Regions from separate parts of the Mus musculus genome. Here region 2 is linked to region 1. A link is a loop called in an ENCODE intact Hi-C map of the cell type or tissue named here. Cell type or tissue: left cerebral cortex. All regions are shown on one strand. Links, peaks and the distances in the headings refer to the core of each region. The heading gives the core; the rest is flanking DNA.

Region 1 (8,556 bases), core at 3,167-5,666:
GATTGGTTTGGCTCACAGCCTTGGAGACTTTAGTCCATGATCAGTTGGCTACATTGCTTTGTGTCTGTCCTGATGTAGCCTATGATGGAGTGATCATGTGACAGAGCTGCTCACCTTGAGAGAGAAAGGAAAGGTCTCAATGGTTTTCCAAGGCTTTCTCCAACTTCCTTCCAGTAGATGCCCCCTTCTTAATCTATCTGCCAGCAGGGTGACAGGCTGAAGCCAAGCCTTGAATATGGGCTTTTGGCGGATGACTAAGTTCCAGGTTATAACACACAGGCATGTGATATGGAGCCTAGAGGAAGGACACGAGTCCTCTGAACTTAAGTCAGACTCAAAAAAGGAAGAGGAGAAGAAAAAGTGTGGATGGGAGCTGTCTGAGCTGTTCTGCCTGGGAAGGATGCTGAATAGGAAGGCTTTGTCAGCTTTGGAAAATAACACTTGTTTCCTTCTACTGTGTTTTGGAGAACTCTGTGGCTCATTGGTTTGCCAGGTACTCCCGGGGAGAGCAGATACCAGGGTCTTGCCCTACCAGCAAGCAAACAAGCCCCCTGTGAGACTTCCTCTTGGTTCTCAGCCAGAGGATTAGTAACGGCAGGAAGAAACACAGGAGTACACTTAGAAGACTATGTTTTTGGCACTGCAGTCAGCCAACAGCTGGCCTTCAGGAGAAATGCAATCCTTTAATGCAGAACCAAAAATAGAATTTTTCAAAAAGGTCCCGAGAGCACATGGTGGCAGTCTGGCACTTAATATGAGGAGATGATGTGGAATTCTTGTTCAGAGCAAATTGAGGACCCCAAAGTGACCTTGACAAGTGGAATCCTCTGTCAGAGCCTGTTGGGGTGTTTGGGAAAGTTAGGGAGTAGTTCCTAAGAAGGGTTGGATTGATTAGCACTTCCCAAGTGGCATTTTTAAAAAATGGAAGTAGACAATAAGCAACTTCCCCTCTCCCTCTCCCTCTCCCTCTCCCTCTCTCCCCTCTCCCCTCTCCCTCTCCCTCTCCCTCTCCCTCCCTGCTTTCTTCCCTCCCTTCCTCTCCTCTCCCTCTTGCTTTTTCCTCACAGGCTGGGTCATTAGGGGGAGCTCTGAGCTTGGCTAAGATCCATAGATGCCTTAGCTCAGCCACATCTGAAATGTCATTGGAAGCACAGCGCTCATCTTACATTCCCCTTCCTGCCATGCCTTTTCCTCTCAGCAGCAAGTAGTTACTCTAGGATAGTGGGATGTGAGCAGAACAAAAGAGAAGCAGTTGGAGTTGGTTCGATCCTTCAGAACAAGAAGAATCTTTGTTGGGGAACTAGGATGTGGGAGTATGAGAAGGAAGACGTGGGAGATATGAGAAGTAGAAGATGGAAGAGAGACCTCATTCTTTTGAGGACTAGGCAGACCCATGACTTATGCCTGTCTGACAGAGGCTGACATTTCCTCCTACGTTTGTTTGTCACAGACATTGACTATATTCAGAGACCAGCCACCGTTGTAGCAGCTGACCAGTATGTTGCTACAGACCAACAAGGACAGTCAGCCCTTTTACCATATTAAGTCAAGAATTTTACCGCATTCTTTTCGAGTGTTATGAGCGATTGCATCCACACCAAGACTTTCATAGGATTCTTTCAGATTGTGCTCTGGGTTTGAAATTTTGATTTTATTCTCAGTGAGGACAATAATATGGAGATGCAAGTAGGGTCTGTAAGAGTTCTTCACAGACATACCCTGTGTGTGGCTGTTGGAGTGAGGAGGAGTCCGGGGCTGGCAGTCCTCCATACTGACTTCCTATGAGCAGAGTCAACAACACTGCCTATTCTCATTCTCATTGGTTAGGAGAAAATGGCATTTCCCTATTCAGTAAATGAGGCCGAATACTCTACCTTACCACTGCTTTTGTTAAGCTAGTAAATCACAATAAAAATCTTTGGGCCAATGTTCCTCAAAGCCCTTGTTTTTAGGACCACCTGTATGCAGTTTTCCTGAACAGTAGAATCAGTAACACTTTATGGGTACTGGGTGGATAATAATATTTCCTTTAGATGCTTTGGAGAAATCATTTCAAAGGACGCTGATTGACATGGAGTGATTCCACTTTCCTATTGAGAGTTTTGGAAGCCTCTGATGGCTGATGTAAGTCTGGCCAGACAGGGTGAATGTGGCAAACTGGCAGTTCACTCCATGTGAGAACATGCCACAGCAAACCCTTGGTATGAAACGGGCATTCTGACCAATGCAAGTAAAGGTAAGGTTGGTCTGTGTCTTTAGAGAGGTGTGATTCAGGTGGTGTTTTGGCTTCCACAGAGGCAGTGTTAGAAGGGCCTTGGGAAGTGTCACTCGAGGTGAGAGGTAGGGAAATCTGACCTTTGGTTCTGCTGCTGACTATTACACTGAAGCAGGAGAAATGGTTTGCTTGCACACATATGAGCTTGCATGTCTGTGTATATGTATGCTGTATGTACGCATGTATGTGGATACCTATGTGCTGGTGCATGTAGCCATGTGTGTGCCTCTGGAGGACAGAGGTCAACACCAGGATGTCTTCATTAGGCGTTTTTTTTTTTGTTTTTTTTGTTTTTGTTTTTTTTTTTTTTTTGCAACATGATCTTTTCATTGAACCTGTAGCTTGTTCTTTGACTTCTACCTGTCTTTCCCCTCTTGTGCTGGGATTATAGGTGCTAGCCCATGGCCACACCCTTTTTCATTCCTCTCCTTTTCTTCTCTTTTCTTCTCTTTTCTTCTCTTCTCTTCTCTTCTCTTCTCTTCTCTTCTCTTCTCTTCTCTTCTCTTCTCTTCTCTTCTCTTCTCTTCTCCTCTCCGCTCCGCTCCTCTCCCCTCCCCTCCCCTCCCCTCTTCTTGTCTTTTCTTGTCTTTTCTTGTCTTGTCTTGTCTTGTCTTGTCTTTTCTTTTCTTTTCTTTTCTTTTCTTTTCTTTTCTTTTCTTTTCTTTTCTTTATAATGATCCAGGGAATCTAAACTCAGGTGGATAAGCCTGCAAACATCAAGTACTTGACCAGTTGAGCCATCTCTCCAACTTCCCCAATGTTAATATTTTTTTAAAGCAATGATTTGTATACTAAACATTCAGAACTACTGTTTTAGAGACTGTGGTGGTTTCAATAAAAGTGGGCCTATAAGCTCATAGGGATTGCCACTACTAGGAGGGGTGGCCTTGTTGGAGTAGGTGTGGCTTTATCAGAGGAAGTGCATCACTAGGGAATGGGTATTAAGGTCTCAAATGCTCAAGCCAGGTCTAGTGTGACATTAACTTCCTGCTACCTATCTGGATATAGAACTGTTTACTCCCCCAGTAGCATGTCTGCCTGCAGGTTGCTAGGCTTCTCTCAATGATGATAATAGATTTAGCCTCTGAAACTGCAAGCAAGCCTCAGTTAAATGCTTTCTGTTATAGGAGTTGCCGTGGTCATGGTTCCTCTTCAAAGCAATTAAACCCTAACCAAGACACCCTGTGGTCTCTGTCCTGAAAAGTAACAAAAGTGAGGGGAAGAGGGTAAGAGTATGGTAGTTCTCAGAGCTTCCACTTGCATTCTCACAAGGCCTCCATGTTCTGCCTACGAGGAAGTGAGTGCATAGCGCGGTGGAACAACTTCTTCAAGGCTACACAGCTAGGAAGAGGTGCTAATAAAAGGCAGAGACTGCCCTTGAATTCTTAACTTCATGCACCAAATCATAAGCAGAGATTTTTAAATTTCCTTATCAAAGAATCCTGTGTTTGGCAGTGCTCATTCATTTGAACTGATTTTGTTCTTCAAGGGAAAGTTCTTAGCTTGTCGAGATGACTCATCTGATGAAGGTACTTATCACCAACTCAGAGAATCTGAGTTCAGTCCTCAGGACCCACAAGGCTGAAAGGGAACCAAGTCCCACGAAGACTTGCAAGTTGTCCATCTGACTACCACTTATCCTGTGGTATGTGTCTCATCCCCAAACGAATGAATCAATACATGAATGTAATGAAAAATTAAAGAAGAGCTGTAATAGCATGTCATGATGACTCTTGACTTGAACACTGACTCTGGAGGATGTTGGAAAGGTTCTGATGACAGCATTCACCTTTCTGATTAGAGTGGAATCACGCAGCTCAGGGAGGACACTGTGGGCTCTGGACCACAATAGACAAATAGCGAGCTCCGGAACCACTTGGGCTCCTGTTTCCTCAACCATTTAAATATGGTTAATAAAACTGACCTCATAGAGGGGCTGTGATGATTATGTGAGAAAAAGGGTGTCCAGGGCCAGACTCAGCATCTGGTACAAGAAAGGAGTCAGTTCCTCCCCTGTTTCTGGAAGGTGGAAGGGAGAGACTCTTCCCATGGGACAGGAGCTTGCTGCAAGGAGAAGCTCAAACCAAATCCAAAATCAAAGAAAAAAAGAAGCCTGTGGGCAGAGGCTGAAATACCCGATACTTAATCTTTATAAGAAATCGGTTGGATTCATCTCGGCTCTTCGATTCTAAGATACCCAGATACAGTAGAGCCACCGTCAAAGAGCACTTTGTATGTATGAAGCTCTGTCAGGCCCACAGTTGGCTGCTCAAGTGTGTATCTCAGCTGTCACTAGTTATGAGACTTGGGCAGACTGCACTCTCAGTTTCTTCCTCTTAGTAATAGAGAAAATAATGCTGTCTGGTTTAAGCATTGTAAGAAGGATTAAAAGGGAAGCATTTCCACAGTGCCTTATAAGCAGTAAGTACTCAATAAATGTGATCCTGTAGCTTTTCGTGCTATGAGGTAGTTTATTATTCAGGATGCACTGTTGGAAACACTGGCTTAAGGCATCAAAGCTCTCTCACTTTTGTCTCTGTGCCTGAGAAGTCAAATGGGCAAAGAGTACCTACCTCAGTGGTATGAACTCAAGACTTCCTGGTCACCTGTTAAGTAGGGAGCTACATTCATTCAAGTATGTTTCTGAGAAGTGTAACATTGTTTCCATACCTACAAAATGCATATCCCTTTCACTTTTGATTCCTTTGGCACCTAGTCTACTAGCTACATTGAAGTTTGCATCCTTCTTTTGCCCAGAGCTGGGACTAGAGACTACCAGAATCCTAAGAAAAGGTGAAGTGACATTGACAGTCTAACAGTTGCTTGCTTGGTAAGCAAGCTAAATGAATTGCTAGATCACCTCTCACAGGACGCACCAAGGTGAAGGGCATCATGCCAAGACCTTAGCTGGCTCCCTCAAAGGTCATCTTTCTACTGGATGCTCTTATTTTACTGCTTGAGCTGCTAATGAACACAGTTGTGCATCAACAAAGTGCCATTGTTTTAAACACAACAACAGCAACAGCAACAGCAACAACAACAGCAAAACAGTTGGGGAAAACCTACCTTAGTGTTGATGGAGAGGGGCTTTCAAGGAGAACTTCCACCTCGGAGCCCAGAGAAAGTTGTTGAGTTTCTATCAAACACATAAAAGAAGGAAGCCAAATAGCTAGAAATTTAATATTCTGATTCAGGTCTCATAACCAAGAATTGAGACAGAGTTGACATCCACTGGGATACTTGTGCATTATCAGGACAGAAAAAAATTAAAAGACTGGTCTACATGAAAGGTCAGTGCTAATATAGTTAGCAAAGGATGTAGTTTTAAAAACTATATTGTGTGTCTTAAACAGAATTATCTCAGAATGCCATCTCTGTAAATGCTTCATTTATGGTAGAATATTAGACTGCAACACTTACACTCAGACTTGGGATTTCCAAACATTGACACATTTTAGGATCCTGATGTTGAGATATATATGCCATGAAAAGGTGGGCACAGTTTTGTTTGTTTATTTATTTACCTTTTCCTTTGCCATGAAATTGTCAGGACAGTACATGATTGTTATGAACAACCCCTCGGGGAGGCTTGAGTAGAGGCTTGGACAGCACAGATACACTCAGAGTGGCTGGGCCGAAACGTGAGGAGTGTCTTTGCTTGAAGGCCTTAGGCTTATACACCTATTCAAATGAAGACAGTGAAGATTCGGTTTTGACTCAAAGGCTTAAACTTCTTGAGAATACTTTTTAACTCTTAAGGTACTCTCAAGTCCACCCAAAACTTACAGGATTGAAAACAGTACAAATAACATTACCCAGTCTCGATTAATTTTTACCTATCGTTAGGATTGGCTTATAATCTACATACTTGTGTGTGTGTGTTAGAACTGTCTACTGTATTATGGTCCTTTACCCCTAATTACTTTAGTGCATACTTAGCACAGGGATATTTTGTTATACAGTCACAGAACAACTCTCTGTTTCAGATAATTTCACAGACATTATGCTTTTTGTATAACTTAACACCATGTTTTCATTTTGTTAGTTGGCCCAATGTTGCAGTGCTGGCCTGTGTGGCATTTGTTTTCTCAGGAGCAAATCCTGGTTAGGGTGGGCTAGTGGGATTGTCATGGTCTGGGCCTCCTTTGATATAGAACCTTTTTATTGCCTGAGAGCTCTGCCTCACAGTATTGAGTCTCTCTCTCTCTCTCTCAATGGAAAATTTCTCATACTGTTGAATACTTCCTTGTGCTTAGATTTTCTCATGAATCCATTATTTGCCACCATGTCCCACAGTTAGTCTCATAACTCACATATAGGCAAATGATTAGTGTCACCCTTCATAGATGATGCTACTTTTGATCACTTTGTGAAGATGGGTGACTGGGTTCTCCATTATTCTCCGTTATATAATCATTTCTCCTTGTGACTAAGAAGTACGTTGTAGTACTTTAATACCATGCAAATACCTCATTCTCTCTCAAACTTCCCCCTAGAGTCAGCTTACATTGACCTTTCTTACCTGGATGGTCTTCACCACAATGGTGATGGGCAGGATTTTAACTGGTGAGCCTAGGCAGCCATAAGGTGATTAGCTTCAAGTGTTTGGACCCAATAGATGGCATCAGCTTGCAAAGAAGAAAGGTGCTTTTCCTTCTCGTTTTAATACAGGAACCAGCAAGTGTTGAGGTTAACTGCCCAGATTTCCTGCTAGCTGGCCCATTATGAGATTTAGATGGACAGCTATCTCTCTCTCCTTGTAGATCTTTAGCTGTCTGGCTTCAAGGCTTGGTAAAAGTAGCATGGATTAGGACTCATTACGGGGCTCAGAAATCAGTTTATTATGTTTTTTCTTTCTTCCCATCCTACCTCCATGGATTGATCCACGCTTGGACTTCTTGGGGTTTCCTTCACTTAACTTGATAAGTGGTTTTTCTTCTCCTGACTCCTGACCTCGGGGATAGGAAGGGGGTGAATAGTAGAGAGAGACACCTACATCTCAAATATTGACAAAACAGTATGTAGTCAGAATAAATAAATAAATAAAAGAAGGCAGGCAGCGGACTCAGAGGAGTTTACAGCCCTGCCCCCTGCAGAAACTTGCACTTTGGGGCCCACAATTCCCACATTAGGACAGATAAGCAGGAAGATAGCAGGGCCGTGTCTCTCTACCTGGAGGAGGGGTGCTCTTCCTGTGGCAGAAACTATCTGTGCTCCCCAGTAAGTCCAGGAACAATCTTCACTTATTACTTCAGCTCAAAACCCAGGACTGTTTACAGCCTCATGCCGGCAAGACACTAACCCTCCCTCATTACTGTCACGGTGGGGATTTACTGCTCCACACTCTCCTTGCATGGGGCCCACATTTTCATCCAGTAAAATCACATACTGTTAACTCAATATATACAGTGAAAACAGCATGAATAATGGAACCTTTAATCCTTATTTCTCAAAATTAGATTTCCACTTTATCCTTCTCCCCTTTCCTCTCTCTCTCTCTCTCTCTCTCTCTCTCTCTCTCTCTCAATTCTCAGTGCCAAGCAGAATAGATGTTGTCAAGACCTTAGCTGTAAGCAGAGTATGTGGTATTTCCATTCCATTACCAGGTACCTTTGCAGATCCAATTTCTCGGTGGATTGATTGTATTTCTTCCCCTGGTCACTTCACACGTGACTCATGAGAAATTAACATCATCCTTGCTACAGAGAAAGAGATGGCTGGCCCATTGACATGGTGCGTTTCAGTAAATGGGGTGAAAATTTTATGTCTGGATAGCCTCATATCTGTAATATCAGAATGTAAAGACACATTCCTGTCTCTCTTTCTGACTCCTCCTTAGTAAAGAGATTTATTGGGACACGATAATTTGGGATATTAAATCAGTATGCAGAAATACTAAACCAAACTTCAAGGAAAAGGTTTATCAAAGGCTGATGAGAGGTATCAAGACCATTTTGTTGATATTCAAAGTATTATATAGTGTGTAGAGCAAGAGTGCATATGTGAAGCTTGCTAAATTTCACTATTCCACACATAGAAGAGTAAAGTCAGATTTTTACCTGCTGATCAGATGATCTACAGGATAGATTTGGCATCAACTCCTTTCAGGAGTTTCGAAGTGGTCACTTTCTTTTTTAAAGAACCTAGCTCTGAATGTACAAGTACAGCCATCTAGATCCACATGTATATATTGTTTTATATACATAGTCTCTGCATGTGAAGCGATGACCACATAACTTGTGTTGTATGAAGCATGCCATGATGGCTAAGAGGGCAGTTTC
Region 2 (5,537 bases), core at 1,401-3,900, 95 kb before region 1:
GTGACTTTGTTCTTCAGAGATCACTTCACCCCTGGCAACATGGATTTCCTTTTTGTGATTGAAATAAGGCCTGCCTTTAAATGCTGTTGAGAGCATCCGACGTGGTGCTTGCTTTCTCAGTGTCAATTCTTTCTAGCTTCCCTATTGTGTTGTCCCTTCACTGTAACTTGTTTGCTTACATATGACAGAACTCTGCATTCAGTTTTCAGGTATTTTTAAAATCACTTTGATCATTATCGTGAAATGTTTAGCTAACATTTAAATCCAATTACTATTAGAACTCCATGACATTTCTTTAACTTTTTATTAAGACACAGCATCAAATTAATGTAAACATGAAGACATTGTTTCAGTATGTTCAAATTACTTCTCAGGTGTATATCTAGTTCTTATTATTCCCACTCTAGTTTTGTCTTGATGAATTTTAATATTATATCCCAAGACATTTTGTATCACTTTGTTAAAATATCTCATATTTTAAAGACTTCTATGAATGGGAAAAAAACAAGGTAAAAAATTGTCATACTAATTCACTTCAAGGAATAAGTAAACTAGAAAGTTAATTGCTCTGTTCTCTGTCTTCAGGTGACTCAACAGGTGACTGTGTAAGCTTTGCAAATCATCACACTCTTTAAAGTTCTTCCTTGTGAAGTTATAGATAGTCTCAAAACAATAAAATGAAGGAAAATGTTGAAAATCTTAAGAAATTTAATACATCTATTTTGTTTATGGGAGTAGGAAAAGACATTTGGTGATATGAAATTCTAGTAAAATAATTTTTCTTACTTAAAATAAGGGCATGAATAATAAATTGGTCCAAGTGCAACTGAAATACTAAACTTAGTGAAGTGGTCAAATATGAAACACTGAAGGGAGGGGAAATAAGTACATTTGGAGGAAGATTATTTGAATAAGGGTGACGTTCTAGACAAGTGTTACACTGAAGGTGTTTGAAGACAAGTAGATCCCAGACGTGTAGTGGGCACTCTTCATCGTGTCTAGACAGAGTGCTCTAAATGAGCACTGGATGGTCCTCTGGGCAGACGTTAGATGAGGTGGCTGGAAGACAGTCCTGTTATCTCCAGTCCTCCTGCCTTAACTCTGCAGCAACTCACTTGATTTCCAATGAAATGCTTCTCTCAGTCAGTCTGTGACCTGCATGCCATCTTTAGGCTGGATTGCACTGCCCACTCTGCCTTCCCCCTCTATCGTCTTATCTAGTGTCTTCTGAACTGCATGTCCCTTCACATCTGAATGATTATGTTTGAAAATGCTCGACATTTTCTCTATTGTGTCCTGTGCTCCCACTCTCTCTAGGATATGAGAATATAGAGTTAAAGAACCTCAAACATTTATTTCAGGCAGCAAGGTAAGATGAATTCCTTCCTATATGTGCTATGTATTAGAGCACACTTGAGAAAGCACCTTTAAGCATATAAACACAGACAGACAGACAGACACACAAATACACACACACACACACACACACACACACACTTTTCAAAAATATTTCACATACATTCACTCTAAGTAGTAATATATGATGTTTAAAAAACTCCAAATTTGCCATGGGCTCTAATTGGTTTAGTTTCTTCTGCTTTAAAAAGTAATTGTTTACTTAGGACCTGTCTGCAGACTGGTGTTGTTCTTTGTGTTCTGTAAGCTGAGGGGTCTGCAACCCTATAGGTGGATCAACATTATGAACTAACCAGTACCCCGGAGCTCATGTCTCTAGCTGCATATGTATCAGAAGATGGCCTAGTCAGCCATCACTGGAAAGAGAGGCCCATTGGACTTGCAAACTTTATATGCCCCAGTACAGGGGAACACCAGGACCAAGAAGTGGGAGTGGGTGGGTAGGGGAGTGGGAGGGGGAGGGTATGGGGGACTTTGGGAATAGCATTGGAAATGTAAATGAAGAAAATACCTAATAAAAAAAAGAATGATGTATGCTATTTATTATGGAATAGCACCAAAGTATGTTATATGTTATGTATGGTTATGGTCACTGATCTTTGTCAGACTTAAAATGACATTAGGTTCTACTTAGTAAGCCCACACTAATGGAATAGTAGTTTTCAAACTTGGATGCTACACCTTAGAATCACCTAGGAAGCTTTAATTTGGTGTCCTAATTCCACACCCAAAATTGATTGTATGAAACTCTAGCAGATGGTACCCAACCATCATATTTTTTAATAGATTTATTTATTTATTTTATGTATGTGAGTACACTGTAGCTATACAGATGGTTGTGAGCCTTCATGTGGTTGTTGGAAATTGAATTTTAGGACCTCTGCTTGCTCCGGTCAGCTCTGCTCACTGAGTCCCTACTTGCTCTGGCCCAAAGATTTATTTATTATTATACATAAGTACACTGTAGCTGTCTTTAGACACACCAGAAGAGGGCATCAGATCTCATGTAAGCCACCATGTGGTTGCTGGGATTTGAACTTGGGAACTTCGGAAGAACAGTTAGTGCTCTTACCTGCTGAGCCATCTCGCCAGCCCCCCCTCCCCCCTTCATATGTTTTTAAATGTTCCTTAGTTGATCCCAAACTAGTGATGTTTGAAAACCCTGATGTAAGGCCACACCAAGGAGAGATTGGTCTGTGGACCAGCAGTGTGGGGAGTTACTGGTAGCTTGTTGGCACTCTCAAGCCTCATTTTGTTCTTTCTGAATCAGAATTTGCATTTTGTCAAGATGCCAAGATATTTCCATATGCAAAGTTGTTGGAGCATGCATAGACATTAAAGGGCACGCTGCTAACAATTTTAGCCATTCATTCATAAGCAGTTGATTAAGCTCCCAGAGTACATCACACAAGCAAGGGATGAATCCACGCTGCTTACCAAGTGGTACTCCATCATTATTTTAGGAGGGAATTGGGGGCTCTGTGCAGGTCAAGTACTTCCAAATAGGGTCAGGCCAGATTTGAACTCTGGGCTCTGTTGCTCCAAAGTAGAACCTTTCTCACAATGCTACACTGCTTCAGAGTGTAGTATAGTTTTTGATTTTTTTTAATATTAAACTAAGTAAGTAATACTTTCTAAATGTTCATCCTACTGATAAAATATTTTAACCCAATTATCAAGAATGAGATTGAGACAGGCTACTTGGTGAAACAAGTAGTTTGGGGATAGTTGCCCAGTGAAGTGAGGAGTTGTTTTTTAGTTACTAATGCAGGAACCAAGAGACAATACAAAACGATACCCCCTTGGTTATAAGTGAGTCCTGGGGGACATGCCGAATATTCATTTTAAAGAGGGAATGTTCTCAGTTAGTTATGTTGGGGCTGTAGAGAGCCTGACTTCAGGTCTGGGAAACCATAGTTGCCTGTAGGGTAGTTTCATCTAATTCTACAGGCACTCTTGTCTTCTTGACTGCCTCAGGGGCATGATTCTGAGGCTACTTATTGGAAGATTTTGTGTAAGCAATTCACAAGGCCTGTAGTAGCCAGGATGTGAGGGATATTTGATATGACTGGAAATATGCTTAGTGATGTATATTGTATGTAGTAGTATTACTTTAGCCAAATAACAGGAATGATCTGTCACTGTACCTCTTCACATGCCTAACTCTGGGCTGTCTTGTAGCAGTTTCCTTCTCTAATCCAAGTTAGTTCTAATGGATCATTTCTAAGTTATATTAAATATAATAAAGTGGAATCAGAAATACAAACTGTAGCTTTTCATGTAATTCTAAGTAATTTAAAATCATACATGTGCAACAGCTTTTAAGATTATTCCTTAAAATTTGGTTCTTCAGATACATCCTAACATCAGCATTATCTCTTTGGACATTCTACTTTTTCGGCTTTTATATGAACATTGTTCTCTATAAACCCTTGTTCTGTGTGTAAGACTTCTTTCAGGATCTGTTTCATAAGTAGAGATGGTGAATCAAAGATTATGAGGATTAAGATTGGAAAGGAAATATATTCACTTACAATGAGAAATCCAATTCATCAAAAAGACTATCCGGCAGTGCATTCACTGTGTGTCATAAGAAATACACGTTTTGAAGACTTATTATGCTCACTGTAAAGTTGCCTTCTAGAGAGGCTACACAAGTGTGAATTTGTGCTCAAGGTAATGTTTGAAGACCAGCTGCCCCTGTAGGACTGTGGACAGAGCATCAGCAAGGTGGAAGTTTATTGGGAGGATGATGGCAGTAAGCCCAAGCTACCTCTGCACCTTTTGATGTTAGCAGACATTGGTGGTCAGTATTTTCTACAAAACCCCAAACTCAAACCAAACCAAAGCAAAGATAAACACCACCACCACCACCACCTGCCATCTCATTAGCAAAACCAAGGACTAAAAGAGGATGGATCAAATTACAGACACATCTAGATCCACTGTCTCTATCGATGCCAATAATTCAGTATAGATTTGTTAAAAATTTTCATTTCCCCCCAAACACGACAAAAGCCATTTTTCTCATTTTGAGGTAGACAGTCGTTTTTTTTTTTTTTTTTTTAATTAGGTATTTTCCTCCTTTATATTTTCAATGCTATCCCAAAGGTCCCCCATACCCACCCCCCCAATCCCCTACCCACCCACTCCCCGTTTTTGGCCCTGGCGTTCCCCTGTACTGGGGCATATAAAGTTTGCAAGTCCAATGGGCCTCTCTTTGCAGTGATGGCCGACTAGGCCATCTTTTGATACATATGCAGCTAGAGACAAGAGCTCCGGGGTACAGGTTAGTTCATATTGTTGTTCCACCTATAGGGTTGCAGTTCCCATTAGCTCCTTGGGTAATTTCTCTAGCTCCTCCATTGGGGGCCTTCTTAAACCTTCTCTCTGGCTCATTTTTTAAGTGGCAAAAATATATGCCTGGGTAGTTTAGAACAAGTCTGTATTCTGAATATATAGCAATTTAGTGTGTGCTTGCCCCACCCACCCACCCTAGAGAACTTTTTAAACCAAATTTTATAAAACATTGAATTTATTACCTTTATATGTGACAATATATTAGCAATTCATCTTCCTTAATGTATCTATCTTATTATTATTTTCTGTACTATTTTTATACTCAGATGTGGATCTATTTGAAAGATAACTTCACATGTGTGGAATTGATACAGCAAATGGCATTCAAACTACACAGTCATCTTACTTCATATAATCAAGGATCACTTCTAAAGTTTCATGTAGATTTGGAGCATTTTGTTAACATTTTAAAGACTTGGAAAGGCTGAGTCACAATAGAACAGTGTATGCAATAGTTCATTCTGCAGCAACTTACTATACATGAAACTCTGGGGGTGAATGCCCAGAGGTGGATTGTTTATATAATTCTTGTTTTTTTTTTTGTTTTTGTTTGGTTTTTGTTTTAAGGAAGGAAGATAGGTATTATACAAGTACCAAAAGAGAAGATGTGATGTATTGGAGGTTTAAAATGTGGAGACTGGATCTTATCTGAGGAATTAACTAAACTCAGAGAAATCAATGTTTCTGTGAAGATGACACCACCCCCCAAACAGTTGGTTAGAGAGGGGGCTAGCAGATATTCAAGGCAGAGGAATAGACTT

The links. Hi-C counts contacts between places; a loop is a spot of excess contacts. Peaks named below come from ENCODE experiments on the same cell type or tissue, not always from the same donor. Only the 100,000 strongest peaks of a DNase experiment are listed, where the experiment ranks them.
Region 2: it touches region 1 in a loop (2.4-fold over the local background); 3 of 42 quality-filtered maps call a loop at or near these places.

The regions. Positions count from the first base shown.
Region 1 is chr4:22,120,504-22,129,059 of GRCm38, forward strand. No RefSeq gene overlaps it. Among named protein-coding and RNA genes, the nearest start is that of Gm42260, 100 kb to the left of the region's middle. In left cerebral cortex, for the core only: no CTCF peak of the experiment used is centred there; no DNase peak of the experiment used is centred there.
Region 2 is chr4:22,027,384-22,032,920 of GRCm38, forward strand. The region is part of intron 1 of Gm42260 (a long non-coding RNA gene); the gene reads left to right. Among named protein-coding and RNA genes, the nearest start is that of Gm42260, 6.1 kb to the left of the region's middle. In left cerebral cortex, for the core only: no CTCF peak of the experiment used is centred there; a DNase peak (open chromatin) is centred at 2,703.